Linked DNA regions of Homo sapiens: region 1 is linked to region 2. The links are chromatin loops, found by intact Hi-C in ENCODE. Cell type or tissue: heart left ventricle. All regions are shown on one strand. Links, peaks and the distances in the headings refer to the core of each region. The heading gives the core; the rest is flanking DNA.

Region 1 (15,393 bases), core at 7,924-10,423, 1.0 Mb after region 2:
TCTCTCTATATATATATATATATATATATATTAATTACCCGAGCATGTGGTGGCACATGTCTGTGGTCCCAGCTACTCAGGAGGCTGAGATGGGAGGATCCTTTGAGCCCAGGAGGTCAAGTTTGCAGTGAATTGTGATTACACCACTGCATTCTAGCCTGGGCAACAGAGTGAGACCCTGTCTCAAAAAACAATGAACTAGAAATTCTACATAGTAATAATTTTTTTGTGCATACCAAGACATAGACAGGCATCTTCACTCGATTTCCCCATCATTCTAGCCATCTCCAAACACTCACCCCAAAAATCCAGTACCTAGTGGCCAGCAGCAGGATTCATGTCCAGTGCAGGGATTTAGGATTCTGTGTGGTAGGTCATGTAGACCCCACTGTACCCAATGAAGTGGCCAACGCTGCCTTGGGGTGGCGAAGCTTTAAATCATCCCCTGTGGGGTTACACTGTTCTCATCAGTAGGGACGTTTGTCCACCATGTTGACCTCTGCCTCCTCGGTTGGTCCTGACAGATGCTGTGATGGTCTTACTATTGACCAGGGATGTAAATGAGATACAGGAAGTCTGCGGTCAACTGAAGCTTCAGTTTTGGTCACTGTCCCAGGAGGATCCCATGGAAACAGACAAAGGAGAGAATGAGCACAGGTTGGCCATAGGACTGTCCGCGCAGCAGGGTGAGGATGGCAGGAGAAGGTCCCACAGGGAGCAGAAGACCCTTTCCCATGTTATTTGGGACCACAGAAGTCTGTGATTCTGCAGACACTTTGTTGGTGGCACTTTCTTATGGCAACCCTAGTGTTGTGGTTTGAATGTCTGTGTCCTCCCGAAATTCATGTGTTAAGCCCTAACCTTCAAGGTGATGATGGTGGAAGGTGGGGCCTTTGGGAGGTGATGAGGTCATGAGGGTGGAGACTCACAAATGGGATTAGCACCCTTATAAAAGAGACACATGGCCAGGCACGGTGGCTCAGGCCTGTAATCCCAGCACTTTGGGAGGCCGAGGCAGGTGGATCACTTGAGGTCACGAGTTCGAGACCAGCCTGGGCAATATGGCGAAACCCCATCTCTACCAAAACTACAAAAAATTAGCCAGGCATGGTGGCACATACCTGTGGTCCTAGATACTTGGAAAGCTGAAGTGGGAGGATCGCTTGGGTCCGGAAGGCAGAGGTTGCAGTGAGCTGAGATCGAGCCACTGCACTCCAGCCTGGGTGACAGAGCAAGACCCTGTCTAAAAATAAAAAAGAAAAAAAAAATTAAAAAAGATAGGAGACACCATGGTTCATGCCTATAATCCCAGCATTTTGAGAGGTCAAGGTGAGAGGATTGTTGGAGGCCAAAAGCTCAAGATCAGCCTGGGCAACACAGCAAGACCATGTATCTACAAAGACATTTAAAAATTAGCTGGGCATGGTGACATACACCTGTAGTCCCAGCTACTTAGGAGGGGCTGAGGTGGGAGGATTGCTTGAGCCCCAGAGTTCGAGGCTGCAGTGAGCTATCATCATGCCACTGCACTCCAGCCTGGGTGACAGAGTGAGACTCCGTCTGAAAAAATTAAAAATAAAAAAATTAAAATAACCATTTTCATGTTTTTATAGCAAACTTAAATATACATATAAATATATGTACTCAATATGCACTTTTAAATTTTAGTGAAATAAGCTTTTGTGTACCTTATCTGAAAAAAACCAACATTTCTTCCTAAACTCTTCTCTCCTGAAAAACAACAGTAGTAAAGATAATAAGTAGCATGTTTGCTAATTGAAAAAACTAGCACAGCAGCCAGAAGGAAGAACAGCAATGTTGATGTTTAAAGGAGGACTACAATTTTAAGCACGAGCTTGTGGTCAGTTTATTTGCATTGTTTGGCTTTTCCACTCAACATGTTCCAGAAGGTTCTAGATTTATATTGAAGAAGAGTTTTATAAGTTGGACAGTGATGTTATTTGTTTTCGAAAAGCAGTGACACTGATGGCCTTAGAGGCTAGGTACCTTAGAAAGGATATATTTTCATGTGCATAGAAAGATTCCTCCCTCCCTCCCTTCCTTCCTTCACTAAAAGCCATCCTTAGCTCAAGGAGAGGGAGTGCTTCCTTGCTAACAGCCTTGCAAGACACGGGATTCTCCAGGCAGGACGAGGAGCTGAACATTTCCAGAAACCTGGTCAGATGGTTCTGCATTCTTCTAAAAGATTTGCTGAGACACATCCACTTGCTGCCCTCATGGCAAAAGATCGCATAGATCTTGTTGCCATCTTCTGTGTCTCAGCGAAATAGCCCTGAGCAAAATCGCACATTAAATCTTCTGGTTGCAGAGTTAACTCATCTGTTCTCAAACAACCTGGCTTACAGAAGTGGATGCCAATCCAAAGCATGCCCAGAGGGCACATGGGTATTCTTTAATGAGCCAACTTTCATTACATAAGACACTCAATTGTGATCATTGGTGAATTTATCAAGTTGGCAGGGCATGTTTCCACACAGTCATCCTTTTTATTCTTCAGACATCTTTACTCTTTCATCAGCCCAGAGAAACAAATGTTTAGAGACGATGATATTTTCTCAATGTGTACTGCAGTTTACTATGCAGAACCCCTAACATAGACACCAGCTCTCATGGCCTGAATGCTTTGATTACTGTAGATGATCAATTCAGAGGTATTATTAGATCTCAGAGTGAATTGATTTTTGGTTTTTTTTGGAAGATGGGAAAGGTGGAGTTCACCAAGAGTCACTCTGCTCATTCCAAGACCCTCAACTCTCCATGAAGTTCTTCATTTTTGTCTCAAGTAATTCTTTTAAGTATATGTGCTCACCCAATAAAAATCTCTGTCTTGGTGAAATTGTGGAGGTGTAAAGTCAGACAGAGAGAGAAACTCTTGTTGCCTTCTTTAAAGGATAAACATGCCTTTTTCTGATCAAACTTGAGACCCTCCAAAATTAAACTAGCTGTTAAGTGTGTGACCCCAAAAGGAAAGGAAAAGGTAAAAGGAAGGAAGGAAGGAAGGAAAAGAGGGAGGGAGGGAGGGAAGGAAGGAAGGAAGGAAGGAAGGAAGGAAGGAAGGAAGGAAAAGAGGGAGGCAGGGAGGGAGGGAAGGAAGGAAGGAAGGAAGGTAGGAAGGAAAAGAGGGATGCAGGGAGGGAGGGAAGGAAGGAAGGAAGGAAGGGATCTTTCTATGCACATGAAGATGTATCATTTCTAAGGTACCCAGCCTCTAAGGCCATCATTGTCACTGAAATGTTGTTGTTGCTGTTGTTTGTTTTTGAGAGAGTTTCACTCTGTTGCACAATCACAGCTTCACTGCAGCCTCAAACTCCTGGGCTCAAGCAATCCTTCTACCTCAGCCTCCCAAGTAGCTGGGACCACAGGCGCATGCCACCATGCCCAGCTAATTTAAAAAAAAAAAATTTAGAGATGGGTCTCACTACGTTGCTCAGGCTGGAGATTATTTTTTAAACCAAAAAATATGAGAAATCCTTAGCCCCCTACTTCCATTTGTATTTTGCTTCTATCTAAAAAGTACCCAAGTTGTTTAATTTCACAACCTGAAAGCACTGGAAAGCTTTAGATTGGAAATGCAGGATTTCACTTTATGCGATGGGACTAGACCATCACAAGATCTAGTGGTGACTTGAATTTTGATGCCACAGATAATCCTCTTTGTTCAAAGTGCCCTGTTTAGAAATTCATACATCAGGCAATGCAGCCCTTACAATATGTTTTCATTGTGATATTGAGGAAGAAAAGATACAGGAAGGGAGAAAGGAAAAGATGCAAAAAATGAGGAAAACATTACATACTTTATAAAATATAAGAACCATAGGCTGGGTGTGGTGGCTCACACCTGTACTCTTAGCACTTTGGGAGGCCAAGGCAGGAGGATTGCTTGAGCCCAACAGTTCGAGACCATCCTGGGCAACATAGCAAGACTCTATCTCTAATTTTTTTCATAAAAAATAAAATAAAAAATAAAAAAGAACTATGAAAAGAAGGGTTTTTTTTGCCCTCAGGAAACTTGCAATCTAAATTTTCTTCTAAACCCGGATTTGCTTTAAATGACTTGTCTAAATAAACTTATCTTTCCATGTCATTTTTTATCTTGTTTTTTTAGTTGTTGTTTGCTTACTAAACCTAAGCCTGGGGGCCAGGAGTGGTGGCTCACACCTGTAATCCCAGCACGTTGGGAGGCCAAGGCAGGCGGATCACTTGAGGTCAGGAGTTTGAGACCAGCCTGGGCAACATGGTGAAACCCTGTCTCTACTAAAAATACAAAAATTAGCTGGGTGTGGTGGTGAGTGCCTATAATCCCAGCTACTGGGGAGATTGGGCAGGAGAATCACTTGAACCTGGGAGGCGGAGGTTGCAGTGAGCCGAGCTCGCGCCACTGCACTCCAGCCTGGCAACAAAGTGAGACCCTGTCTCAAAAATAAATAAATGAAGAACCTAAGCCTTGAAGAAATAAATCTTTTAAAATTTCATTATGATTTTACTTTTGCTACCAACAACACCAGCCTTCTCTAAAAATCTAACTTTTGCTTGTCAACACTCAAAAACAACATTGGTGGAAGCCAAATGTACCTCAAAAGATGAATTTCATGCTTTTTTAGAGGAAAAAGCCTCATGAACTGTGCTAGGTATTTTGATGATCAGCTCTTCGCATGGACATCTTGTCATGAATATTTATTCATAGGACATTTTCTTTTCTTTTTTAAAGGCTAATTGATATTTTCATCTGAGCCAAACAGTAAATGTGGCATAGGGAAAGTTGTGTCTCACTATTGGATTCCTGAGTTAGTGAAAGAAAAGAGCTTGTATCTTCTAAAAGTGGAGGTGAATTATGTTTATTCTATAAAATACATAATAAATATCAATAATAATAGATACATAAGAGTCATAATTCTCTATGGGAAGTTATTTCTATAGCGGAGTAAGAAAAATCTACTGAACCTCCCTCTCTGCCACCACAAATAAACTTCCACGTCCCCAGGGAAAACCTTGTTAAGTGGTATACACTGCCCTCTTGTGCAGACTGTTTAAACAGAAAAGATCTCACGCACCTATTACATAAAACATTTTTTAAAGCTCTGCATAAAGGAGGAAGACAACTAAATCTGCCAAGGTTTCTTGTTGATTTATTATAGCTGTTTCATAATCCACAAAGCCATAGTCAGCAATACCCGCAAACATTCTGTATACAAACGACTAGCTAGGTTTACAGTTCAAATGAGTATAAACTAAATTGTTTCTGTTTCCAAGAATTAAGCAACCATGGATTTTTTTTAAATGTTCCAATTCGCAATGTTCAAATCTATGTGGTACACTTATCTTTTAAGCGTTTTGCAAGATGCACCAGCACCACGTATAATATGATTCGCCAGCCACAAAAGAACCAGTCATGCCTGAGATTTCTAGAAAATTTTACAATGGTTAAAAATGTCTCCACTGGGGCGTTTGTGTTGGTTTTCCTGAAAGGCATGGGATGGTCGTGCAGCCGATTCTCATAACGTCGGGATTGCTTTCTCTCTCTCTCTCTCTCTCTCTCTCTCGTCTCCGTCTGCAAAACAATGGAGCAGGGTTTTCCTGGCTTCTTCTGCTTAGCGCCACTTTTCTTTTCTTTTTAATTCCCAGGTCCACAAACAATTTTTAGAGCTAAAAGAAAAGGTATGTGGCAATACTTAATTGCTGGACCCATGAAGCCAGGAGGATCTGAGACTCACTCCGAGAGCCAGGGACTTTCCAATGCGTTGGGAAGCAGCCTCTGCAGGAAGCTCGGCATGGGAAAAAGCTGTACCGGCTGCAAATCGTCCCTTCTGGTTCCGGCGAGTGACAGCAGAGGGTGACACAGATGCTCACATTGTCAGTGGTCCTTGCTGTGTTCATCTGACCCTGCGGTGCTCCACACAGGCAACTATGTCCCCAGGGACACTCGACAATGTCTGGAGATAGCTTTGGGTGTCGCAACCGGGGTGGTTGGTGCTCCGGGCATCTGGTGGGTGGAACCCAGGGACACTGCTCAACACCCTGCAGTGCACAGGACACCCCACCCCAGAGGATCATCCACCCAGCCTTAAATGTCCACACTTTGAGAAGGACTGTACTAGAGGATTGATCTGTAGCATTCTAATCCTTATCAGAATCCCAACCTCCATGGTGTCAAGGGAGAAAAACGTGTGTCTCTATTCACGAGAGAAAGAAAAGCTGAGTATCAGGCAGGACTGGGGTGTGCGGAAGCAGGTGAAGTGGAGCTTCAGAAGAGTGGCCCCATGGGCTTTTGAGGGGACTTCTCTGTTGGGTCGTCTAAATCTTCATCCCAAACTCCCCAGTCAATATGTGGTGGATTCGTGTGAAACAAAAAGAGACCAATCGATTTATCTTCATCACCTAAGAGGCCATTCATTATGAAGTAGGAGACCCAACTTGACTCCGGAGGCAGGGACTTAGACTTTGGACCACACTGAAGACTAGCTAAAATAGGGAAGTGGCAATAGCAATAGCTCCTCTCCATAAGACACGCCCACCAGTGCCATGTCAGTTTACTGTTACCATAGCAACACCTGGAAGTTACCGCCCCTTTCTGTGGCAATGATCCAAGAACATGGAAGTTACTACTCTTTTTCTTGAAATCTCTGCATAATCTGCCCCTTAATTTGCATGCCATTAGAAGTGGGTATACATATGACTCCAGCACTGCCTCTGAGCTGCTGTTCTGGACGCACTGCCTATTGGGTAGCCCTGCTCTGCCAGGAGCAGGACCTCTGCTGCTGCTGCTGTGCACTGCCACTTCAGTGAAAGTGGGGGTGGCTCACGCCTGTAATCCCAGGACTTTGGGAGGCTGAGGTGGGTGGATCACTTGAGGTCAGGAGTTCGAGACCAGCTTGGTCAACATGGTGAAATCCCATCTCTACTAAAAATACAAAAATTAGCCAGGTGTGGTCATGTGCACCTGTAGTCCCAGCTACCAGGAGGCTGAGGCAGGAGAATCACTTGAACCCTGGAGGTGGAGGTTGCAGTGAGCCGAGATCACGCCACTGCTCTGCAAGTTGCTGTCTAACACCACGGGCTCACCCTGAAATGTTTTCCTGGGTGAAGCCAAGAACCCTCCCAAGCTAAGCCCCCAGTTTGGGGGCTCACCTGCCCTGCAACAATTAGACAACCACAGTCTGAATCAAGGACTCTCTGAATGGGATAACACATAGGTTCCTACGACAGCGAGGAAACTTCTAGAATTGCCTGGGGCTAAGGGTTTCCCCAGGATGTGGGACCTTCAGCTTTAAAACCACAAAAGTCCTGGGCAAACTGTAACAGACAGCCAATAAGCACAGTTATTCTCCAGCCTGGCTCCAGAGGTCTTCGCTAGGCAGCAATTTAATTTTTAATATGGAAAATATGGCTAAAACTTATTTTTATAGTATTTTAGGAAACAGGGCATCATTATCTCACATTGCAAATTTAAATCCCAATAGATATTAGACCTTCAAAAAATAAGAATAAGGAGAATTTGCTTAAAATTGCAAATAGAGGAATGCTGTCATGAACTTCCTACTTTGTATCTGTCATAATTCTGAATCTAAATCACAATTAGCCTGCAACTGACACTGTAATAGTCACCAAAATTTGCAATACCTGCACAGAGTATAGTCAAAGAATTTCAACCAAATCCTTTCTGTTGATCCAACAAAATAAAATGTATACAGATATGAAGGGCATTGGAGAATGGTGAACAAGTATACTTGGCGTGGCTGGAGCAGTGGCTCACATCTTTAATCCCAGCCCTTTGGGAAGTTGAGGTAGGAGGATTACTTGAACCTAGGAGTTCGAGACAAGCCTGGGCGACAGAGCAAGACCCTATCTCTAAAAATATTTTAAAAATTAGCCAAGCCTGGTGGTATCTACCTGCAGTCCCAGCTACGCAGGGGGCTTAGGTAAGAGGATCGCTTGAACTCAGGAGGTGGGGGCTGCAGTGAGCTATGACTGCACCAATGCACTCCAGCTTGGGTGACAGAGTGAGAACCCCGTCTCTAAAAAAAATAAACTTAGGAAAATAAAATAAATAATAAAAAATGCACTCCAGCTTGGGTGACAGAATGAGACCCTGTCTCTAAAAAAATAAAATTAGGAAGATAAAATTAAATTTAAAAATAAAAAAGATACTTGGTGAATTTCTCCTCCACAGGGGAGCTGGCTCCCAGAAGGAAAGAAAGGCCATCCACATTCTACAGATGAACAAGTTCACTCCTCACTGAATCCTGTGCATTAGCTTCTCAGATCATCGCAGGATCTCCTTGACTGGAAAGTCAGAAACAACCGTGGCCATAACTACCACCATCAAAACCAGGAATACACTCCTTGCATTTAGGATTAGATGCAGGTTTTGTGGGAGCTGAAGCTTACAAAATTTCAGAAGTCATCTTTCAGAAAATGAATTTGAATGTATCTTACTTTGGGGGATTTTACAAAACTGTACAACCATGTGCAATGAACTGAATGCTTGTGTCTCCCACAATTCCTATGCTGAAATCCTCACCCCCAAGATGATGGTGTCAGGGGGTGAGGCCCTTGGGAGGTGATGAGGTCATGAGGATGGAGCCTCCTGAATGGGATAGATGAGAGATCAATATATACATAGACACAGTTAGGAGGAGATGTCACTTAATAACATGCAAAAGTATCAAAATACAATTGCAAATATATAATATTCATAAAATAAAACATATATACTTACTTTTAAAAAAATACACTATGATTAAACTAGTCATAAAATCAACAACATTCTAAATGTCTAACTAGTCATAAAGTTACCTGTTATAACTTTTGTCATTATTGCATATCAGAGTTTCCCAATCTTGGCACTATTGATATTTGAACCAAGTAATTCTTTATTATGGGAAGCAGCCTGTGCATTGTAGGGTGTTAAGCAGCATCCCTGGCCTCTACTCACCACATGCCAGTAGTACTCTCCCCAGGTGTATTAACCAAAAGTACAAGCAGACATTGCTGAATGCCCCCTGGGGTTTGGGTATGGAGTTCAGAATCACCCCAACTGACAACCACTGACATAGACCTGTGACTTCATTTCCTTACCATCTGTGATTCAGTTTCTCATAGTGTGTGATGGTGAATTTCATATGTCCACTTGGCTAGTGTGATGGTGAATTTTATGCGTCCACTTGACTGGCGTGATGATGAATTTTATGTATCCACCGGGCTGGTGTGATGGTGAATTTTATCCACAGTGCCCAGACGTGTGGTCAAAGGTTACCCTGGATGTTACTGTGTGGGTGTTTTTGGATGAGATGAACATTTCTTTCATGCGCGTCCATGTGAAGAGACCACCAAACAGGCTTTGTGTGAGCAACAGGGCTGTTTATTTCACCTGGGTGCAGGCGGGCTGAGTCTGAAAAGAGAGTCAGCGAAGGGAGATGGGGGTGGGGCCGTTTTATAGGATTTGGGAAGGTAATGGAAAATTACAGTCAAAGGGGGCTGTTCTCTGGTGGGCAGGGGCGGGGGTCACAAGGTGCTCAGTGGGGGAGCTTCTGAGCCAGGAGAAGGAAATTCACAGGGTTAATCACTCAGTTAAGCTGGGGCAGGAACAAATCACCATGGTGGAATGTCATCAGTTAAGGCGGGGCAGGGCCTTTTCACTTCTTTTGTGGATCTTCAGTTACTTCAGGCCATCTGGGTGTATATGTGCAAGTCACAGGGGATGCGATGGCCTGGCCTGGGCTCAGAGGCCTGACATTCCTGCCTTCTTATATTAATAAGAAAAATAAAATAGTGTTGAAGTGTTGGGGCAGTGAAAATTTTTGGGGGGTGGTATGGAGAGAGAATGGACGATGTTTCTCAGGGCTGCTTCGAGCGGGATTAGGGGCGGCGTGGGAACCTAGAGTGGGAGAGATTAAGCTGAAGGGAGGTCTTGTGGTAAGGGGTGATATCGTGGGGATGTTAGAAGAAACATTTGTCGTATAGAATGATTGGTGATGGCCTGGATACGGTTTTGTATGAATTGAAAAACTAAATGGAATAAAAGAAGGAGAAAAACAGGTATAAAAGGTCTAAGAATTGGGAGGACCTAGGACATCTGATTAGAGAGTGCCTAAGGAGATTCAGCATAGTCCTGCCAGCAAAGATTATTTATTTACTTCAAGAGTTAAGAGTGGCAGTTTGGGGATAGCACGAGGAGATATCAGCTGTGATGGCTTGGAGAAACAGTGTAAACCGGCAGTGTAAACAAGAGCAGGGCATGTATGAGTAGTTGAGAACGGTGAATAGGAGTATGACTAGACAGAAGATAGTAGGGATGACAAGTTTTTTGGGGGGCACAGTCTAAGTTGGTCCGGTGTCTGGAATGAGACTGGGGCCTAATAAAAGGAGTGTCTATACAGGAGCTTAAATGGGCTGTACCCTGTAGCATTCTGAGGACAGGCCTGATTTCTGAGAAGGGAAAGTGATAAAAGTATTGTCCAGTCCTTTTTGGTGGCTGAGCTTGGTGAGGTGTGTTTTTAAAAGACCTTTAGTCTGCTCTACTTTTCTTGAAGATAGAGGACTATAAGGGATATAAAGGTTTCACTGAATACTAAGAGCCTGAAAAACTGCTTGGTGATTTGACTAATAAAGGCTGGTCTGTTATCAGACGGTATAGAGGTGGGAAGGCTAAACTGAGGAATTATGTCTGACAGAAGGGAAGAAATGACTGCGGTGGCCTTCTCAGACCCTGTAGGAAAGGCCTCTACCTATCCAGTGAAAGTGTCTATCTAGATTAAGAGGTATTTTAGTTTTTGTGACTCAGGGCATGTTGAGTAAAGCTAATTTGCCAGTCCTGGGTGGGGGCAAATCCTGGAGCTTGATGTGTAGGGAAGGGAGGGGGCCTGAATAATCCCTGAGGAGTAGTAGAATAGCAGATGGAACACTGAGAAGTTATTTCCTTGAGGATAGATTTCCACGATGGAAAGGAAATGAGAGGTTCTAAGAGGCGGGCTAGTGGCTTGTACTATAGCATAGCCTGCCTTTGCTGGTGTGTGGCGATTAGGCCTGGTGGAACCGCCATCAATAAATCAAGCGTGATCAGGGTGAGGAACAGGAAAGAAGGAAATTTGGGGAAATGGGGTGAATGTCAGGTGGATCAGAGAGATACAGTCATGGGGGTCAGGTGTGGTATCAGGAATAATGTGGGAGGCCGGATTGAAGTCCGGGCCAGGAACAATGGTAATTGTGGGAGACTCAACAAAGAGTGAGTACAGCTGAAGGAGCCGGGAAGCAGAAAGTATATGCATCAGGTATGAGGAAGAAAATAGATTTTGGAAGTTATGAGAAGTGTAGAGAGTGAGTTGAGCATAGTTTGTGATTTTGAGGGCCTCTAACAGTATTAAAGCAGCGGCAGCTGCTGCAGGCAGACATGATGGCTAGGCTAAAACAGGAAGGTCAAGTTGTTTGGACAGAAAGGCTACAGGGTGCAGTCCTGGCTCTTGTGTAAGAATTCTGACCACGCTAACCATGCCTAGGAAGGAAAGGAGTTGTTGTTTTGTAAGGGATTGAGGTTTGGGAGATTAATCGGACACGATCAGCAGGGAGAGCACGTGTGTTTTTATGAGAATTATGCCTAGATAGGTAACAGATGAGGATGAAATTTGGGCTTGACTGAAGTAATGGGGGCCGTCTGTGAAGCCTTGCGGCAGTACAGCCCAGGTAATTTGCTGAGCCTAATGGGTGTCAGGGTCAGTCTAAGTGAAGGCAAAGAGAGGTTGGGATGAAGGGTGCAAAGGAATAGTAAAGAAAGCATGTTTGAGATCCAGAACAGAATAATGGGTTGTAGAGGGAGGTATTGAGGATAGGAGAGTATATGGGTTTGGCACCACGGGGTGGATAGGCAAAACATTTGGTTGATAAGGCGCAGATTCTGAACTAACTTGTAAGGCTTGTCTGGTTTTAGGACAGGTAAAATGGGGGAATGGTAAGGAGAGTTTATAGGTTTTAGAAGCCCATGCTGTAGCAGGCGAGTGATAACAGGCTTTAATCCTTTTAAAGCATGGTGTGGGATGAGATATTGGCGTTGAGCGGGGTAAGGGTGACTAGGTTTTAATGAGATGGTAAGGCGTGCTTGATCGGTCGCCAAGGAGGGAGTAGAGGTATCTTATACTTGTGGGTTAAGGTGGGGGATACAAGAGGAGGACGCAAAGGAGGCTCTGGATTGGGAAGAAGGGCGGCAATGAGATGCAGGTGTAATCCAGGAATAGTCAGGGAAGCAGATAATTTGGTTAAAATATCTCGGCCTAATAAGGGAACTGGGCAGGTGGGGATAACTAAAAAGGAGTGCGTAAAAGAGTATTGTCTAAGTTGGCACCAGAGTGGGGGAGTTTTAAGAGGTTTAAAAGCCTGGCCGTCAATACCCACAACAGTTATGGAGGCGAGGGAAACAGGCCCTTGAAAAGTAGGTAATGTGGAGTGGGTAGCCTCCATATTGATTAAGAAGGGGACGGACTTACCTTCCACTGTGAGAGTTACCTGAAGCTCGGCGTCCATGATGGTCTACGGGGCTTCTGAGGCGATCAGGCAGCGTCAGTCTTCAGCCGCTAAGCCGAGAAGGAGTCAGTCAGAGAGCCTTGGGCCAGAGTTCCAGGGGCTCTGGGAGTCGCTGCCAGGTGAGTTGAACAGTCCGATTTCCAGTGGGGTCCCGCACAGATGGGACACGGCTTAGGAGGAATCCTGGGCTGCAGGCATTCCTTGGCCTGGTGGCCAGATTTCTGGCACTTGTAGCAAGCTCCTGGGGGAGGAGGTTCTGGAGGAATGCCTGGCCGCTGCGGTTCAGGCGTTTGGAAGTTCTTGTGTGCTGGAGATGTGGCTGGGGTTTGTTTCACAGTGGAGGCAAGGAATTGCAACTTTTTTTTTTATTATTGTACACCTTGAAGGTGAGGTTAATTAAGTCCTGTTGTGGGGTTTGAGGGCCAGATTCTAATTTTGGGAGTTTTATTTAATGTCGGGAGCAGATTGGGTAATAAAATGTATATATTGAGAATAAGATGGCCTTTTGACCTTTTAGGGTCTAGGGCTGTAAAGCATCTCAGGGTTGCTGCCGAACGAGCCATGAACTGGGCTGGGTTTTTATATTTGATGAAAAAGAACCTAAACGCTTCTGATTTGGGATAAAGAAAAAGGAGCATTAACCTTGACTATGCCTTTGGCTCCAGCCACCTTTTTAAGAGTAAATTGCTGGGCAGGTGGGGGAGGGCTAGTCACGGAACGAAACTGTAAGCTGGACCAGGTGTGAGGAGGGGAGGCGATAAAAAGATTATAGGGTGGAGGAGTGGAGGCTGAGGAAGAATCGGGACCTAGCTTGGCGTGGTGAGGAGGGGAGAGGTCAGATGGGTCTGTAGAAAAGGAAGATTACAAAGACTCGGCGACGCTTGGGGTTGGGAATGAGGGGACAGGTGGGAGGGGAAAGAAGGAAGATTTGGGATGAGTTGCACTGGGCACAGAGACTAGGAAGGGACTGATGTGTAAAAGAATGCCTGGACATCAGGCACCTCAGACCATTTGCCCATTTTACGACAAGAATTATTTAGCTCTTGTAGGATGGAAAAATTGAAAGTGCCGTTTTCCGGCTATTTGGAGCTACTGTCGAGTTTGTATTGGGGTCAAGCGGCATTGCAGAAGAAAATAAGATGCTTAGATTTTAGGTCAGGTGAGAGTTGAAGAGGTTTTAAGTTCTTAAGAACACAGGCCCACCAACAGTGTAAAAGTGTTCCTATTTCTCCACATCCTCTCCAGCACCTGTTGTTTCCTGACTTTTTAATGATTGCCATTCTAACTGGTGTGAGATGGTATCTCATTGTGGTTTTGATTTGCATTTCTCTGACGGCCAGTGATGATGAGCATTTTTTCATGTGTTTTTTGGCTGCATAAATGTCTTCTTTTGAGAAGTGTCTGTTCATGTCCTTCGCCCACTTTTTGATGGGGTTGTTTGTTTTTTTCTTGTAAATTTGTTTGAGTTCATTGTAGATTCTGGATATTAGCCCTTTGTCAGATGAGTAGGTTGCGAAAATTTTCTCCCATTTTGTAGGTTGCCTGTTCACTCTGATGGTAGTTTTGCTGTGCAGAAGCTCTTTAGTTTAATTAGATCCCATTTGTCAATTTTGTCTTTTGTTGCCATTGCTTTTGGTGTTTTAGACATGAAGTCCTTGCCCATGCCTATGTCCTGAATGGTAATGCCTAGGTTTTCTTCTAGGGTTTTTATGGTTTTAGGTCTAACGTTTAAGTCTTTAATCCATCTTGAATTGAGTTCAACCATTGTGGAAGTCAGTGTGGCGATTCCTCAGGGATCTAGAACTGGAAATACCATTTGACCCAGCCATCCCATTACTGGGTATATACCCAAAGGACTATAAATAATGCTGCTATAAAGACACATGCACACGTATGTTTATTGCGGCATTATTCACAATAGCAAAGACTTGGAACCAAACCAAATGTCCAACAATGATAGACTGGATTAAGAAAATGTGGCACATATACACCATGGAATACTATGCAGCCATAAAAAATGATGAGTTCATGTCCTTTGTAGGGACATGGATGAAACTGGAAATCATCATTCTCAGTAAACTATCGCAAGAACAAAAAACCAAACACCGCATATTCTCATTCATAGGTGGGAATTGAACAATGAGATCACATGGACACAGGAAGGGGAATATCACACTCTGGGGACTGTTGTGGGGTGGGGGGAGGGGGGAGGGATAGCATTGGGGATATACCTAATGCTAGATGACGAGTTAGTGGGTGCAGTGCACCAGCATGGCACATGTATACATATGTAACTAACCTGCACAATGTGCACATGTACCCTAAAACTTAAAGTATAATAAAAAAAATAATAAATAAAAGGTTTAAAAAAAAAAAGAACACAGGCTAAGGGAGAAGGAGGAATGGAAGGTGGAAGCTTGCCCATAGTGAAGGAGGCAAGCCCAGAGAAAAGAGTAGAGACACGGAGAAGGGGTGGGGGTTTCTTGCCCTCCAGAAAAGCAGAGAAGGGGTCAGGGCGCAGAGATATGAGGTCGGGGCATGGAAATAAGGGATCGGGGCACAGAGATATGAGGTTGGGGTACTTGCCCCTCCTCCAGAAAAACAGAGAAGGGGTAGAGACACGGAGAGAAGGGGTTGGGGTACTTGCCCCTCCCCTAGAAAAGCAGGACTTGCTGCTGAGGGGAAGGAGAAGGGGTTGAGGGGTTCTTGCCCTTGCCCCAGAAAATCAGAGAAGGGGTAGAGACACGGAGAGAAGGGGTTGGGGTACTTGCCCCTTCCCCAGAAAAGTGGGACTTGCCACTAAGGGTGAAGGAGAAGGGGTTGAGGCATACTTGCCCCTCCCTCAGAAAAGCAGAGAAGGGG
Region 2 (15,393 bases), core at 6,502-9,001:
AAATTCTCTTTCATTGTAACGAGCAGAAAGACAATAAGAACAGGTGCAGAGAAGGCAGGCTGTGTTGTTCTTTCTTCAGAGTGGGAAGCTTCGTAAGATTCAGGGGCTGGCAGTCACCAAACCCCACATAAACCTGTCTGTGTGCTTTCATTGAAAGTATACTTTAGGCTGGGCATGGTGGCTCACGCCTGTAATTCCTGCACTTTGGGAGGCCGAGGCGGGTGGATCACCTGAGGTCAGGAGTTCAACACCAGCCTGGCCAACATGATGAAACCCCATCTCTACTAAAAATACAAAAAATTAGCCAGACATGGTGGCAGGCACCTGCCATCCCAGCTACTCGGGAGGCTGAGGCAGGAGAATCACTTGAACCCAGGAGGAGGAGGTTACAGTGAGCTGAGATTGCGCCACTATACTCCAGCCTGGGCAACAAGAGCAAAACTTCGTCCCAAAAAAAAAAAAAAAAAAAGAAAATGTACTTTAAACAGCTAATGATGACTACATTTTTGTTTCAGCTCCAATGTATCTTTCTAAGGTCAGATTTCTTCCTTCCTTCCTTTCTCTTTCTCTCTTTCTCTTTCTTTTCTTTTTTTCTCTTCCTTCCTTTCTTTCTCTTTCTTTCTTTCTCTTTCTTTCTCTTTCTTTCTTTCTTCTCTTTGTTCTTTCTCTCCTTCTTCTTATTCTTTTTTCTTCTTCCCCTCCCTCCCTCCCTTCCCTCCCTCCCTCCGTCCCTCCCTCCCTCCCTTCCTTCTTTTTTCTTTTCCTTTCTTTTTTTTTCTTTCTTTCTTTCGAGATGGGGTCTTGCTATGTTAACCAGGCTGGTCTTAAACACCTGGCCTCAAGCAATCCTCCCGTCTTGGCCTCCCAAAATGCTAGGATTACAGGCATGAGCTACTGTGTCCAGCCTGAGGTTTCTGTCTTCATTCTCCATTGCATGCTTGTCCACCATAGAGTCTATTCAACTACATGTTCTGTAAAAGCATCATAATGGAAAAACAGTTTTTCTTTGCTTTACATTCCCATATGTTCCATGTATGAAATCCAGAAAAGGCTAAGTTCTCAGACATGATCTGCTCCTGTCGGAATTCTAAGGACTGAGGGAGAGTACATTATTCTCACATTCTAAGTCTTAAAGTCATTCTCAGTGCTTTCACTTTCAACATTTTTGTCTGAACGATGACCGCACGTTCATTTTTCAGGGTGCATTTTGGTCTCCAGTTTAAATATCCTATCTGTGAGGCCGGGCATGGTGGCTCATGCCTGTAATCCCAGCACTTTGGGAGGCCAAGGTTGGTGGGTCACGAGGTCAGGAGATCGAGACCATCCAGGCTAACATGATGAAACCCCGTCTCTACTAAAAATACAAAAAATTACCTGGGCATGGTGGCGGGTGCCTGTAGTCCCAGCCACTCAGGAGGCTGAGGCAGGAGAATCACTTGAACCCGAGAGGCAGAGGTTGCAGTGAGCAGAAATCGCGCCACTGCACTCCAGCTTGGGTGACGACAGAGCGACACTCTTTCTCAAAAAAAAAAAAAAAATCCTATGTATGTTCCATCTCTTCTTTATTTCTATGATATGGAATGTGACATGGTTTGGATTTGTGTCTCTGCCCAAAGCTCACGTTGAATTGTCATCTGTGGTGTTGGAGGTGGGGCCTGGTGAGAGGTGGGTGAATAACAGGGGTTGTTTCTAATGGCTTACCATCATCCCCCAGTGCTGTCTTGTGATAGAATTTTGTTTGTTTGAGATGTAGTTTTGCTCTTGTAGCCCAGGCTGGAGTACAATGGCACAATCTCCACTCACTGAAACCTCTGACTCCTGGGTTCAAGCGATTCTCCTGCCTCAGTGTCCAGAGTAGCTGGGATTACAGGCGCCTGCCACCAAGCCTGGCTAATTTTTCTATTTTTAGTAGAGATGGGGTTTCACCATGTTGGTCAGGCTGATCTTGAACTCCTGACCTCAAGTGATCCCCCTGCCTCAGCCTCCCAAAGTGCTGGGATTAGAGGCGTGAGCCACCGCACCCGGCCTCGTGATAGAGTTCTCAGGAGATCTGGTTGTTTAAAAGTGTGTGGCACCTTCTCCTTCACTCTCTCTCTCCTGCTCCACCATGTGAAGATGTGTGCGCTTCACCTTTCCCTTCACCACGACTGTAAGTTTGCTGAGGCCTCCCCAGGAGCAGAAGCATGTACAGCCGGCAGAACTGTGAGGCCTCCACAGCCATGCTTACTGTACAGCCTGTGAATCTGTGACTCAATTAAACCTCCTTTCTTTATGAAATACCCAGTCTCAGGTAGTTCTTTATAGCAATGTGAGAACAAACTAATACAGAAAGAAAATTTTTTCCTGATGAGAAAATGTCTGACAGTTTTCCTCAAAATTTGTATCGTTGTACAGATGTCCAAGTTGGTAGCTCAGGAAGTCTGTAATTACCAACAACATTCTTCATCATCGTCACTGTCATCACCATCATCATCATCATCCTCACTGTCACCATCATCATCACCCTCATCATCATCATCCTCACCATCATCATCATCCTCACCATCATCATCACCATCATCACCATCACCATCGTCATCATCCTCACCATCATCATCACCATCATCACCATCACCATTATCATCCTCACCATCCTCACCATCATCATCATCCTCACCATCATCATCACCATCATCACCATCACCATTATCATCCTCACCATCATCACCATGATCATCATCCTCACCATCATCATCACCATCATCGCCATCATCCTCACTGTCACCATCATCATCCTCACCATCATCATCACCATCCTCACCATCATCCTCACTGTCACCATCATCATCCTCACCATCATCATCCTCACCATCATCATCACCATCATCATCACCATCATCATCCTCACCATCATCATCACCATCATCATCCTCACCATCATCCTCACCATCATCATCCTCACCATCATCATCCTCACCATCATCATCCTCACCATCATCATCACCATCATCATCCTCACCATCATCATCCTCACCATCATCATCCTCACCATCATCCTCACCATCATCATCCTCACCATCATCATCCTCACCATCATCATCACCATCATCATCCTCACCATCATCATCATCACCATCATCATCACCATCATCATCCTCACCATCATCATCACCATCATCATCCTCACCATCATCATCACCATCATCATCCTCACCATCATCATCCTCACCATCATCATCCTCACCATCACCATCATCATCCTCACCATCATCATCACCATCATCATCCTCACCATCATCATCCTCACCATCATCACCATCACCATCCTCACCATCATCATCCTCACCATCATCATCACCATCATCATCACCGTCATCATCACCGCCATCATCCTCATACACATCATCATCATCCTCACCATCATCCTCACCATCATCATCCTCACCATCATCATCCTCACCATCATCATCACCGTCATCATCCTCACCAACATCATCACTGCCATCATCCTCATACACATCATCATCATCCTCACCATCATCATCACCATCCTCACCATCATCACTCTCGCCATAATCATCACCATCATCATCCTCGCCATCATCATCGCTGTCGCCATCATCACCATCATCATCCTCACCATCACCATCACCACTGTCACCATCATCATCACCATCATCCTCATCGTCACCATCATCATCACCATCTTCATTATCACCATCACCATCATCATTATTATCACCAAGCTTAAATGCTTGCTTTGCCCTCTTTTCCAGAGACTCTTGACCTCTGGTTTTACTGTGTGTACCAGAAAAGTCTTCGTAATTATGTGGCCTCTGATTGTTTTTTCTAAGAGAGTAAGAGGAATCACGGTGGACGTATTCTGCCTGAATGTGTCAAAACCGTGCTAAGAGCTCTGAACATGAATATTAACATTGGGTATTTACTTTTCCTGTTCCTACGTGTCTGTTTTTTAAAAAAACAATTTTATCATGGACATTGAGGATGATACGTTGTGGTGCAGTCAGGTATTTTCCTTTATAGAAAGAGTCTATTCCTCTATAGAAGAGTCTATCAGACAGTTAGCTTCGCTGGATATACACTTTAATCTTTGTGTTTGCTGAAGTGGGCAGGAGTTTAAATATCTGCTCAGTTCTTTCAACATCACACTGATGGATTCCTCTTGGTTCTCTGAGGTCTCCCCACACATGCATAATCCAGATGACCAAATATTTGGGCAGCGTTCAAATCCAGACTTGGAGTTCCCTTAAACCGTTGCATATTCCCCTTTTAAACATTTCCTCCTCGTGTTGCAGGGTCTCTGGCAGCTGCCAGCTCTCTCGTGACTCTTCAGGCTAGTAAACCTGCAGAAGTTCTCACTTCCCCAGAATTAAGCGACTTTGGGAAGCCCCCTGCAGAAAGGACGTGCAAATGCTAATCTTCACAGGGCAGTTCCCCATTTGTCAGAGAGTTCCTCTGCCCACATTTCTGCCTGTTTGGGGCCAAGGGTCTTCACATCGTTTTTTAAAAGGCTTCATCCAGAGTTTATCCTTGTGATCTCCGGGACGTTCTGTCCAATACACACTATTCTTCAACGACTGGAAGTGAGAGTCGAGAATTAAGAGCAACTTTAAGGATTCAGATTTGCCAGGCACAGTGGCTTATGCCTGTAATCTCAGTATTTTGGGAGGCTGAGGTGGGCAGATGACCTGAGGTCAGGAGTTCGAGGCCAGCCTGGCCAACATAGTGAAACTCTGTCTCTACTAAAAATACAAAAATTAGCCGGGCATGCTGGTGCATGCCTGTAATCTCAGCTACTTCAGAGGCTGAGGCAGAAGAATCACTTGAACCCAAGAGGTGGAGGTTGCAGGAAGCCAAGATCGTGCCACTGCACTCTAGCCTGGGTGACAGGGTGAGATTCTATTTCAAAAAAAAAAAAAAAAAAGGAGAAAAAAAAGGATTCAAGTTTCAAGTGGTCAAGCAAGAGAAGGCTTTGGCCTCAGAATTCGAGTCTCAGCACTTTCATCTGTCATGAAAACATTACGTCATGTCTTATGACTTAGCTCCTGGTATGGCGAGGCCTTTGAAGTGAGATGATTTGAGAGAAATCTCACATTCTAAATGTGAGGTTTTTAAAATTACATAAGTAATATTATATAAAATATCGGTCATAATGATTGTATGCAGTAAGTGCTCAATAAATACTAAATGTGATTTTTGTGATGTGCGATACATTTCAATGCTTCACTTTAAAAATTGGTCGAATTACACTTGTGATTATTTTACTATTAAAAACAAAATGTGCCGGGCGCAGTGGCTCACACCTGTAATCCCAACACTCTGGGAGGCCAAGGTGGGGGGATCACTTGAGGCCAAGGTTCAAGAGCAGCCTAGCCAATATGGTGAGACCCTGTCTCTACTAAAAATACCAAAATTAGCCGGGCATGGTGGCGTGCACTTGTAGTCCCAGCTACTTGGTAGGCTGAGGCAGGAGAATCGCTTGAACCCAGGACACGGAGGTTGCAGTGAGCTGAAATCATACCACTGCCCTCCAGCCTGGGCAACAAAGCAAGACTGCATCTCAAAAACAAAAGCTAAAACAAAACAAAAGAAAACAAAAAACCCCACAAAATGCGATTATTATTATTACACAGAAGTTTGCTCATTGTTAAGCCTTCTCATACTCAATATTGGATATTTTCTCCACCGTAATAACACCAGAAACCTATTATCCACTGTTTCAATAAGGAAATTAAATCACTTAGAAGTGTTTCGTTTTCAAAAATCTACTGACGCGTTTCTTAAGTGTGTGTAGGACATAATGATTTTCTCCTAAAATGTACAGCATGGGAAAGAGGCCGGGGGAAGGATAATTTTTTAGTGAAGAAAGCTGACAAACACCATCTCGACCAGATAACTGAGGTCAACATGCACTGTGAGAAGTCTTGTGGTTGTGAGAGTGTGTACCCTTGTTAGGATATGACGAGAAGGGCCTGTCCAACTTGTGGTCGTTCCCCCAAAAAACCCACAACCCGCATCTTTTTTTTTTTTTTTTTTTTTTTTTGAGATGGAGTCTCACTCTGTCGCCCAGGCTGGAGTGCAGTGGCATGATCTCGGCTCACTGCAACCTCTGCCTCCTGTGTTCAAGCGATTGTCCTGCCTCAGCCTCCCGAGTAGCTGGGATTACAGGTGGGCACCACCATACCTGGCTAATTTTTGTATTTTTAGTACAGATGGGGTTTCACCATGTTTGTCAGACTGGTCTCGATCTCCTGACTTCGTGATCTGCCCGCCTCGGCCTCCCAAAGTGCTGGGATTATAAGGGTCAGCCCCCACGCCCGGCCCCCAAACCCCATCTAATCATGAAGAAAACATCAGAAAAGGCCAGGGGCGGTGGCTCACTCCTGTAATAATTAAAAAATTAAAATTAAAAAAATCAGCTGTGGGCATGGTGGCGGGCACCTGTAGTCCCAGCTACTCAGGAGGCTGAGGCAGGAGAATGGCGTGAACGCGGGAGGCAGAGGTTGCAGTCAGCCGAGACTGCGCCACTGCACTCCAACCTAGGCGACAGAGTGAGACTCCATCTCAAAGAAAAAGAAAGAAAACATGAGAAAAATCCCAATAAAAGGACTTCCGTCAAAAGGCTTGCCCAGTGCTTTTCAAAGCTGTCCAGGTCATTCATCTGAATCAAGAAACGTCTGGAAAACTGTCCCAGCCAAGAGGGAACCCAGGTAGAAGTAATAACTAAACACCCTGTGGAACTGTGGGGCCTGTGAAAGGAAACTAACCCGGGCCCCGACAAGCTGGGAAGTGCCCAGGGCAAATCGGCCTCTCATTTTATTCAAGGTCACCCCTCTGCTTACTGAGATAGACGCATATTCTAATTGCCTCCTTTGGAGAGGCTAATCAGAAACTCAAAAGAAGCAACCATATGTTTCCCACCTACCTGTGACCTGGAAGCTCCCTCTCTGCTTCCAGTTGTCCCCGCCTTTCTGGAAGGAACCAATGGACTTCTTACATATATTGATTGATGGCTCATGTGTGCCTAAAATGTATAAAACCAAGCTGTGCCCCGACCACCTAGGGCACATGTCATCAGGACCCCATGAGGCTGTGTCACAGGTGCGCATCCTTAACTTTGGCAAATAAACTTCCTAAAATGATTGACAATTGTCTTCTAATTTTCTTGACTGACAGACCCTGGATGGGATCCTAAACATTAGAAAAAAACTAAAGAAATCTGAATAGGGTATGGGCTGGTTAATAGTAATGTATCAAGAGTGGTTGGTTAATTGCCACAAATGCACCGTACTAATTGAAGATGTTTATGACGGGGGTATAAAAGAGCTCCTTGTGGTATGTTTGAAACTTTTCTGCAAATCTGAAATCATTCTGAAACAAAAAATGTAACTTAAATCGACATTAAATGTCAAATTGCACTCTGTTAAAGAATCAAGATTAAGATTCAAGTTCCTCTCAATAAACTACAGATTAAAAACCCCTCAAAGGGCCGGGCACAGTGGTTCATGCCCTGTAATCCCAGCACTTTGGGAGGCTGAGGCAGGTGGATCACCTGAGGTCAGGAGTTTGAGACCAGCCTGGCCAACAAGGTGAAACCCCATCTCTACTAAAAATACAAAAATTAGCCATGTGTGGTGGTGTGTACCTGTAGTCCCAGCTACTCGGGAGGCTGAGGCAGGAGAATCGCTTGAATCCGGAGGTGGAGATTGTAGTCAGCTGAGATCGTGCCGTTGTACTCCAGCCTAGAGACAAAGCAAGACTCTGTGTCAAAACAAAAACAAAAACAAAAAACAAACAAACAAAAACCCTCCAACGATCTCCTCAATCTCTTCTAACTCTATGCATGAGAATCTGTAAATATTATAGCAGCAGGCAGCATTACAGAGCCCCAAAAGACCTATGTTCGTTCAACATGCCCTGATTCACTATTTCGCCCAAGGAGACTCTGATAGCAGAGGCGACATGTCAGTTCATCTTTTATTCAATGCAGAAGTGTCCCAGATTGATTCTGTCTTCAGAAACTGTGCTGACTGCAATACTCTAAAAACTGAGCCTATACCTGGGTAAGCTGGTTTTCTGTGAAACAAGTTTATAGGAGAAGCATCACAGATCACCCAGTGTTTAAAATATCACTGCATTCAAATATCATTATTTAAAAGAAATGAATACAATCATCATAATAAAAATGCAATCTTTCCAGCATGAGTTTCTGGGGAATCTGCATATTTTTGATCCTCTTGGGTCCTGTGTCATCCTCCCTGACACGGAGATAACATTGTAAACGTGAGGTTTTTGAAATTACGTAAGTGATATTCTGTGAAATATCAACCATAATGATTGTATGCAGTAAGTGTTCAATAAATACTAAATGTGATTTTTGTGATGTGCGATACATGTCAACGCTTCACTTTAAAATTGGTGGAATTACTCTAATAATTATTTTCCCATGAAAAATGTGGTATTTAGCACTTTTATTGGCATCTTACACACAGTGTGTCTGTTATTCCCCCAGACATTGTAGGTTAGTCTTCGCTTCCCTCCCATTTCCTCTCCTCTCCTCCCCTTTCCTTTTTCCTCACTCTCTTCCTCCCTTCCTCTCTCTCTCTCACCCTCTCTTTCCTTCTTTCTTCCCTCCCTCCCTCCCTTCCTTCCTTCTCGACAGGGTCTTGCTCTATCACCCAGGCTGGAGTGCAGTGGCACACTCACACCTTACTGCAGCCTCAAACCCCTGGGGTCAGTTTGTCTTTCCATCTCGGCCTCCTGAGTGGCTGGAACTATAGACAAGCACTCACCATACTCAGCTAAATTTTTTTATTTTTTGTAGAGCTGGGGGTTCTCACTATGTTGCCCAGGCTGGTCTTGAACTCCTGGGCTCAAGCAATCTTCCCACCTTGGCCTCCCAAAGCACTGGGGTTATAGGCATGAGCCACTGCACCCAGCCTGGGTGATAGAGTTATTTTTTTCTTATATTTCATCACATATCCATGCCTGGGTTACCTTCCATAGTGTTATTTTACCACAACGACAACAAAATTCCTTTAAAAATTTTTTTCTAGAAATCCATAAATACATATGTCAACAAAGTTAAGCTGTTGAGTTAAGCCTAGTTAGGTGAAGGTTTGCCTTAGAGGTAGTGTGTTTAGACTTGACTTGGGAAAAATAGACACATATTGGAGGAATCCTCTGGAATTTAAGGGCACGGAAGAATGTTGGTGATATGGTTTGACTGTCCCCACCCAAATCTCATCTGAATTGTAGCTCCCGTATTTCCCACGTGGTGTGGGAGGGACCAGGTGGGAGATAACTGAATCATGAGGGCGGTTTCCCCGATACTGCTCTTGTGGTAGTGAATGAGTCTCAAGAGAACTGATGGTTTTATAAGGGGAAACCCCCTTCACTTGGCTCTCATTTTCTCTTGCCTCCACCATGTAAGATGTGCCTTTCGCCTTCCACCATGACTGTGAGGCCTCCCCGTCACGTGGAACTGCGAGTCCATTAAACCTCTTTTCATGATCAATTATCGGGTCTCCTCAGGTATGTCTTTATCAGCAGAGTGTGAACACAGTTGGTTTCCTGGTAATTTGCAGTGATAGCCAAAGGGTCTGTGCAGTGCATAGACACATATTTCTAGGGCAAGAGGGCAGGGGCTGTGCACACACAGATGGGTGTAGCAGGAAGAAGGTGGTGCAGGCAAGCTGAACAGTGAAAGAGGATTTAGTGCAGGGACTCTTTACTGAAGTCTAGCCAGAATGTTAGGGAAAGCATTCAGAGATGGTGCAGAACCTGCAGGCTGGGAAACAGGAGCGCTCACCCCCAACTCGAGAATGATGGCAAAGGAAAGAGAGAGAGGCTAGAACCCAGCGAGGGAGAACTCAATGAACAACGCCACCTGACAGGTGCTAGGACACTGGATTAGAGGAGAAAGCCAATGTCAGATGGAACCCAGGGCTAAATCCCTCCAACTTTACTCTCCTCCTGTCTCCAACCTCAGTGGCAATTCCCCAGGGTCAGAACCAAAAATGGCAGCCAGAAGGCAAGAGAACCCTATGGATGTAGTATCTGTGAGTCATCCTCAGCCTCCTTGCCTCCCCATTCCCCCTGCCACTCTCCCCTGGGTTGAGAAGGTTGGAGAAGTGTACAAAGTGGGTCAGAGAAACAAAAGGAAGAAAGTTGGCACAAGCATTCAAGAAAAGTGATAGCAGGTATAGGAGAAAGGGATGTGCCATGCTTTTGTACCATTGAAACATTTTAATAGGGGAACAAAAAACTCTAATTAGTATGTGACAAAGGAAAAACAGAAGGGACTGAGGAAGGCGGGGAGGGAGAGCGTTTATTCATTTAGCAGAGATGTCTGACTGCCAGGCGGACGCAGGACCTGAAAAACACCCAGGGACTGTAGTGAATCAAACTCAGCCCTGTTTGTTTCGAATGCACTCAACGTTAGCCCCGACTCCGGCGAGATTTCATCGTTTTGGGAAAGATTCGTTGGCATCCTCTCTAAAAGCATTTGCCCAAATATGTTTTTAGAAAGCAAGCACGTTTTTTTCCCCTTGGATCACTACATGAAAAAATACTTGGAAATAGTGCTAATATGTGAATGTAATTAATGTCACTGCATGGTACACTTAAACATGATTAACACGGGGCCCCGGATGTTTTATATATATATTATCATAATTAATACATATTACATTTTAGCATCCTTTACCTCCCTCCACGTATTAGTCCATTTTCATGCTGCTGATAAAGACATACCTGAGACAGGGTAATTTATTTTTTATTTTATTTATTTACTTATTTTTTTGAGACAGAATCTCCTTCTGTTGCCCAGGCTAAAGTGCGGTGGTGCGATCTTGGCTCACTGCAACCTCCATCTCCTTTGATCAAGCGATTCTCCTACCTCAGCCTCCCTATTAGCTGGGATTACAGGCGTGCAGCACCACGCCTGGCTAATTTTTTTATTTTTTAGTAGAGATGGGGTTTCACCATGTTGGCCAGGCTGGTCTCAAACCCCCAACCTCAGGTGATCTGCCTGCCTCGGCCTCCCAAAGTGCTGTGATTACAGGCGTGAGCCACCATGCCTGGCCAAGACTGGGTAATTTATAAAGAAAAAGAGGTTTAATGGACTCAGAGATTCACGTTGCTGGGGAGGTCTCACCGTCATGGCGGAAGGCGAAAGGGATGTCTTACATGGCAGCAGGCAAGAAAGAAAATGAAAGTCAAGTGAAAGGGGAAACCTCTTATAAAACCATCAGATTTCATGAGACTTATTTACTACATGAGAACAGTGTGGGGGAAACCGCCCCATGATTCAATTATCTCCCACTGGGTACCTCCCACAATAAATGGGTATTATGGGAGCTATAATTCAAGATGAGATTTAGCTGGGGACACAGCCAAACCATATCACCCCCAAAACACAAGACACACAAATGCATAGACACAAACAGACACACACACACTCAAGGATTTAATGATTCTATTTTTTGAATGTGTGTTTACTTAAACTATACTATTAATCTTCATACAAACTAAATTTGTTCTCACCTTTTCTGGAAGAATCACATGATCAAAGATTTGAGTTCTCCATGAGAGAATAGGGGGAAGAATTCACACCACAATTCCCAGCCTAATATCAGAATATCAGACATCCAACTAGAAGCTAAGGTGCTTTTCCTGAGGCAGTTTAGTCATGAATGGATGTTTGTTTGTTGTCGTGTTTATATATAGCTTCTACCCTACTTTATTCTAAAATGGCCATGGCATTGATAGCTGAAAATAATGTCTGAACCTCTTTAAAAAAAATGTCTTTCCAAGTTTTAAATGCATTTACAGCCCAAGGATTGCAAGATTCTTGTGAATTGGTTTGGCAAAGATTCCCCCAGGCATTGCACCGTCATGGCTGGGTCACCTTCCAGAGTGCTGTTTTCAAATCATTGGTTTTCTTTTACAATTTTTCTTCTAAAAATCTATAAACATATGTTACCATATGTCAACAAAGTTAAGCCATTTAGTTAGGCCAATTAGGTAAAGCTTTGTATTGGCAGCAGTATCACTACAGGTGATTGGGGAATAGGTGAGAATTGGATAGAGAATGGGTCAACATTTTCAGAGTGGAACTACCAAACATAGAAAGAAAACCCAGGCCTTTCTCCATGATTAAAGACTCATCACTCTTGGTGAGTTTATTTTTATTTTTATTTATTTATTTTTTTTGAGACGGAGTCTCGCTCTGTTGCCCAGGTTGGAGTGTAGTGGCACAATCTCAGCTCACTGCAACCTCCACCTCCCGGGTTCAAACAATTCTCCTGCCTCAGCCTCCCAAGTAGCTGGGACTACAGGCGCCCGCCACCACGCCTTGCTAATTTTTGTATTTTTAGTAGAGACAGGGTTTCACCATGTTGGCCAGGCTGGTCTGGAACTCCTCACCTCAGGTGATCCACGTGCCTCAGCCTCCCAAAACGTTGGGATTATACGTGTGAGCCACTGCGCCCAGCCCATTGGTGAGTTTTATTAATGGTGCTTTCCAAATGTTTCCTCTGCATGGCTGTATATCTATTGAGGCTAAAACTGACATAAGGTTTGAAAATTTACTAGAATGGGCCAGGCACAGTGGCTCACACCTGTAATTCCAGCACTTTGGGAGGCTGAGGTGGGTGGATCACTTGAGGTCAGGAGTTCAAGACCAACCTGGCCAATATGGTAAAACCCCGTCTCTACTAAAAATACAAAAATTAGCCGGGCGTGGTGGTGTGTGCCTATAGTCCCAGCTACTCGGGAGGCTGAGGCAGGGGAATCGCTTGAACCCAGGAGGCAGAGGTTGCAGTGAGCCAAGATCGTACTACTGCACTCCCGCCTGGGCGACAGGGTGACACTCTGTCTCAAAAAAAAAAATTACCTGGGTGTGACGGTGTGCACCGGTAATCCCATCTACTAGGGAGGCTGAGGCAAGAGAATTGGCTTGAACCCAGGAGGCGGAGGTTGCAGTGAGCCGAGATCATGCCACTGCACTCCAGCTTGGGCGACAGAGCGAGACTCCATCTCAATAAATAAATAAAAACATAAAATTACAAAAATTAGCCAGGTGTGGTGGTGCATGCCTGTAGTCCCAGCTACTTGGGAGGCTGAGACAGGAGAATCGCTTGCACCCGGGAGGCAAAGGCTGCAGTGAGCCGAGATGGCGCCATTGCACTTCAGCCTGGACAAGAGCGAGACTGTCTCAAAAAAAAAAAAAAAGCCTGTCATGGTGGCTCACGCCCGTCATTCCAGCACTTTGGGATGCCGAGGCTGGTGGATCTCGAGGTCAGGAGATCGAGACCATCCTGGCTAATTTGGTGAAACCCTGTCTCTACTAAAAATACAAAAATTAGCCAGGCTGGTGATGTGCACCTGTAGTCCCAGCTACTCAGGAGGCTAAGGCAAGAGAATCACTTCAACCCAGGAGACAAAGGTTGCAGTGAGCCGAGATCATGCCACTGCACTCCAACCTGGGTGACAGAGTGAGACTCTGCCTCAAAAAAAAAAAAAAAAAAAGCATAAAATCATATCTTTTGCAGCAACATGAATACAGCTGGAGTCCATAATCCTGTCAATTAATGCTGAAACAGAAAACCAAATACCACATATTCTTATTTATAAGGGTGGGGCTAAGCATTGCGTACACATGGACTTATGTCATGGGAAGAGCAGTCACTGGGGAATACAAGTGGGGGTAGAGAATAGGAGGATAAGGGTTGAAAAAGCTCCTTTTGGGCACTATGCTCACTACCTGGGTGACGGTTTCATCTGTACGCCAAATCTCAGCATCACACAATATACCTTTATAACAAACCTGCACAGGTACCCACTGATTCTAAAATAAAAGTTGAAAAACAATTAAAAAAATAAAGTGGTGCTTGCCACTCTTGGAACAGGCCTTGGTCCAGTCTGAACCAGCCTTTGCAAATGAATTGGTAGAGACGCAAAGTTTCTACTCTAAATAGGTCAATAATGCCTTCTGGAATTGTAAGAAATAAGGAAATTCTCGGCCGGGTGTCATGGCTCACGCCTGTAATCCCAGTACTTTGGGAGGCCAAGGCGGGCGGATCACAAGGTCAGGAGTTTGAGACCAGCCTGGCCAACATAGTGAAACCCCATCTCTACTAAAAAAAATACAAAAATTAGCTGGGTGTGGTGGTGCGCACCTGTAGTCCCAGCTACTCAGGAGACTGAGGCAGGAGAATCCCTTGAACTAGGGAGGCAGAGGTTGCAGTGAGCTGAGACCATGCCATTGCACTCCAGTCTGGGTGACAGAGTGAGACTCCGTCTCAAAAAAAAAAAAAAGGAAATTATCCTAAAAACATGTGCAAAATCTATATTTGAGGCTCTGCGTTGTTGACCCGAATGCTAAAAAGATCAGCATGAAAGGATATGAAACTTCCAAAGAGTCTCCAATATTTTCTCATCTCCTGGCCTCTCCTTTGTAATTTAAAATAAAATTACTGGACCTCACACCAAAAACTTAGTGCTTCTCTCAAGCCAAGTACCTACATTACATTTGACAGGCCACCACCCCCAGATGGCCTTGGTTTTCTTGTCTGCAAAATGGAACAGGATGGACACATGCCCTTTGAGACGTCCCCAAGATCCAAATTCGATTTGTGCTTTTACTAAGATGTGGCCTCAGGCCAGGCGTAGTGGCTCACGCCTGTAATCTCAGCACTTTGGGAGGCCGACGTGGGTGGATCACCAGAGGTCAGGAGTTTGAGGGCAGCCTGGTCAATATGGTGAAACCCTGTCTCTACTAAAAATACAAAAATTAGCCGGGTGTGGTGGTGAGCGCCTGTAATCTCAGCTACTCGGGAGGCTGAGGCATGAGAATTGCTTGAACCTGGAAGGCGACGGTTGCAGTGAGCTGAGATCGTGCCACTGCACTCCAGCCTGGGCAACAGAACAAGACCCTTTCTCAAAAAAAAAAAAAAATGTGGCCTCTATGATTTTACTTCCTTGTTTTCTGCATTGCACCTCATAGCTGCTAATATAAATTCTAAACAGGCCAAGTGTGGCAGCTCATGCCTATAATCCCAGCACTTTGAGAGGCTGAGGCAGGAGGACTGCTTGAGCCCAGGAGTTCCAGACCAGCCTGGGCAATATAGCAAGATCCTGACTCTACAAAAAATAAAAAAAATATAAAAAATTAGCTGGGCGTGGTGGTACATACCTGTAGTCCCAGCTACTCAGAAGGCTGAGGTAGAAGGATTGCTGGATCCCAGGAGTTTGAGGTTGCCGTGAGCTATGATCAAGCCCCCGCACTCCAGCCTGGGTGACAGAGCAAGACCCTGTCTCAAAAAAATTATAAATATTCAACTTATTTTGTTTAAGTTTTGCCATATACCCATGTGCACATGCACATAC

Evidence for each region. Peaks named below come from ENCODE experiments on the same cell type or tissue, not always from the same donor. Only the 100,000 strongest peaks of a DNase experiment are listed, where the experiment ranks them.
Region 1: a loop joins it to region 2, with 34 times the contacts of the local background. A loop is called at or near these places in 2 of 110 quality-filtered maps.

The regions. Positions count from the first base shown.
Region 1 is chrX:3,543,823-3,559,215 of GRCh38, forward strand. No RefSeq gene overlaps it. Among named protein-coding and RNA genes, the nearest start is that of SNORA48B, 19 kb to the left of the region's middle. RefSeq lists an enhancer at 8,810-9,761. In heart left ventricle, for the core only: no CTCF peak of the experiment used is centred there; no DNase peak of the experiment used is centred there.
Region 2 is chrX:2,517,208-2,532,600 of GRCh38, forward strand. No RefSeq gene overlaps it. Among named protein-coding and RNA genes, the nearest start is that of ZBED1, 24 kb to the left of the region's middle. In heart left ventricle, for the core only: no CTCF peak of the experiment used is centred there; no DNase peak of the experiment used is centred there.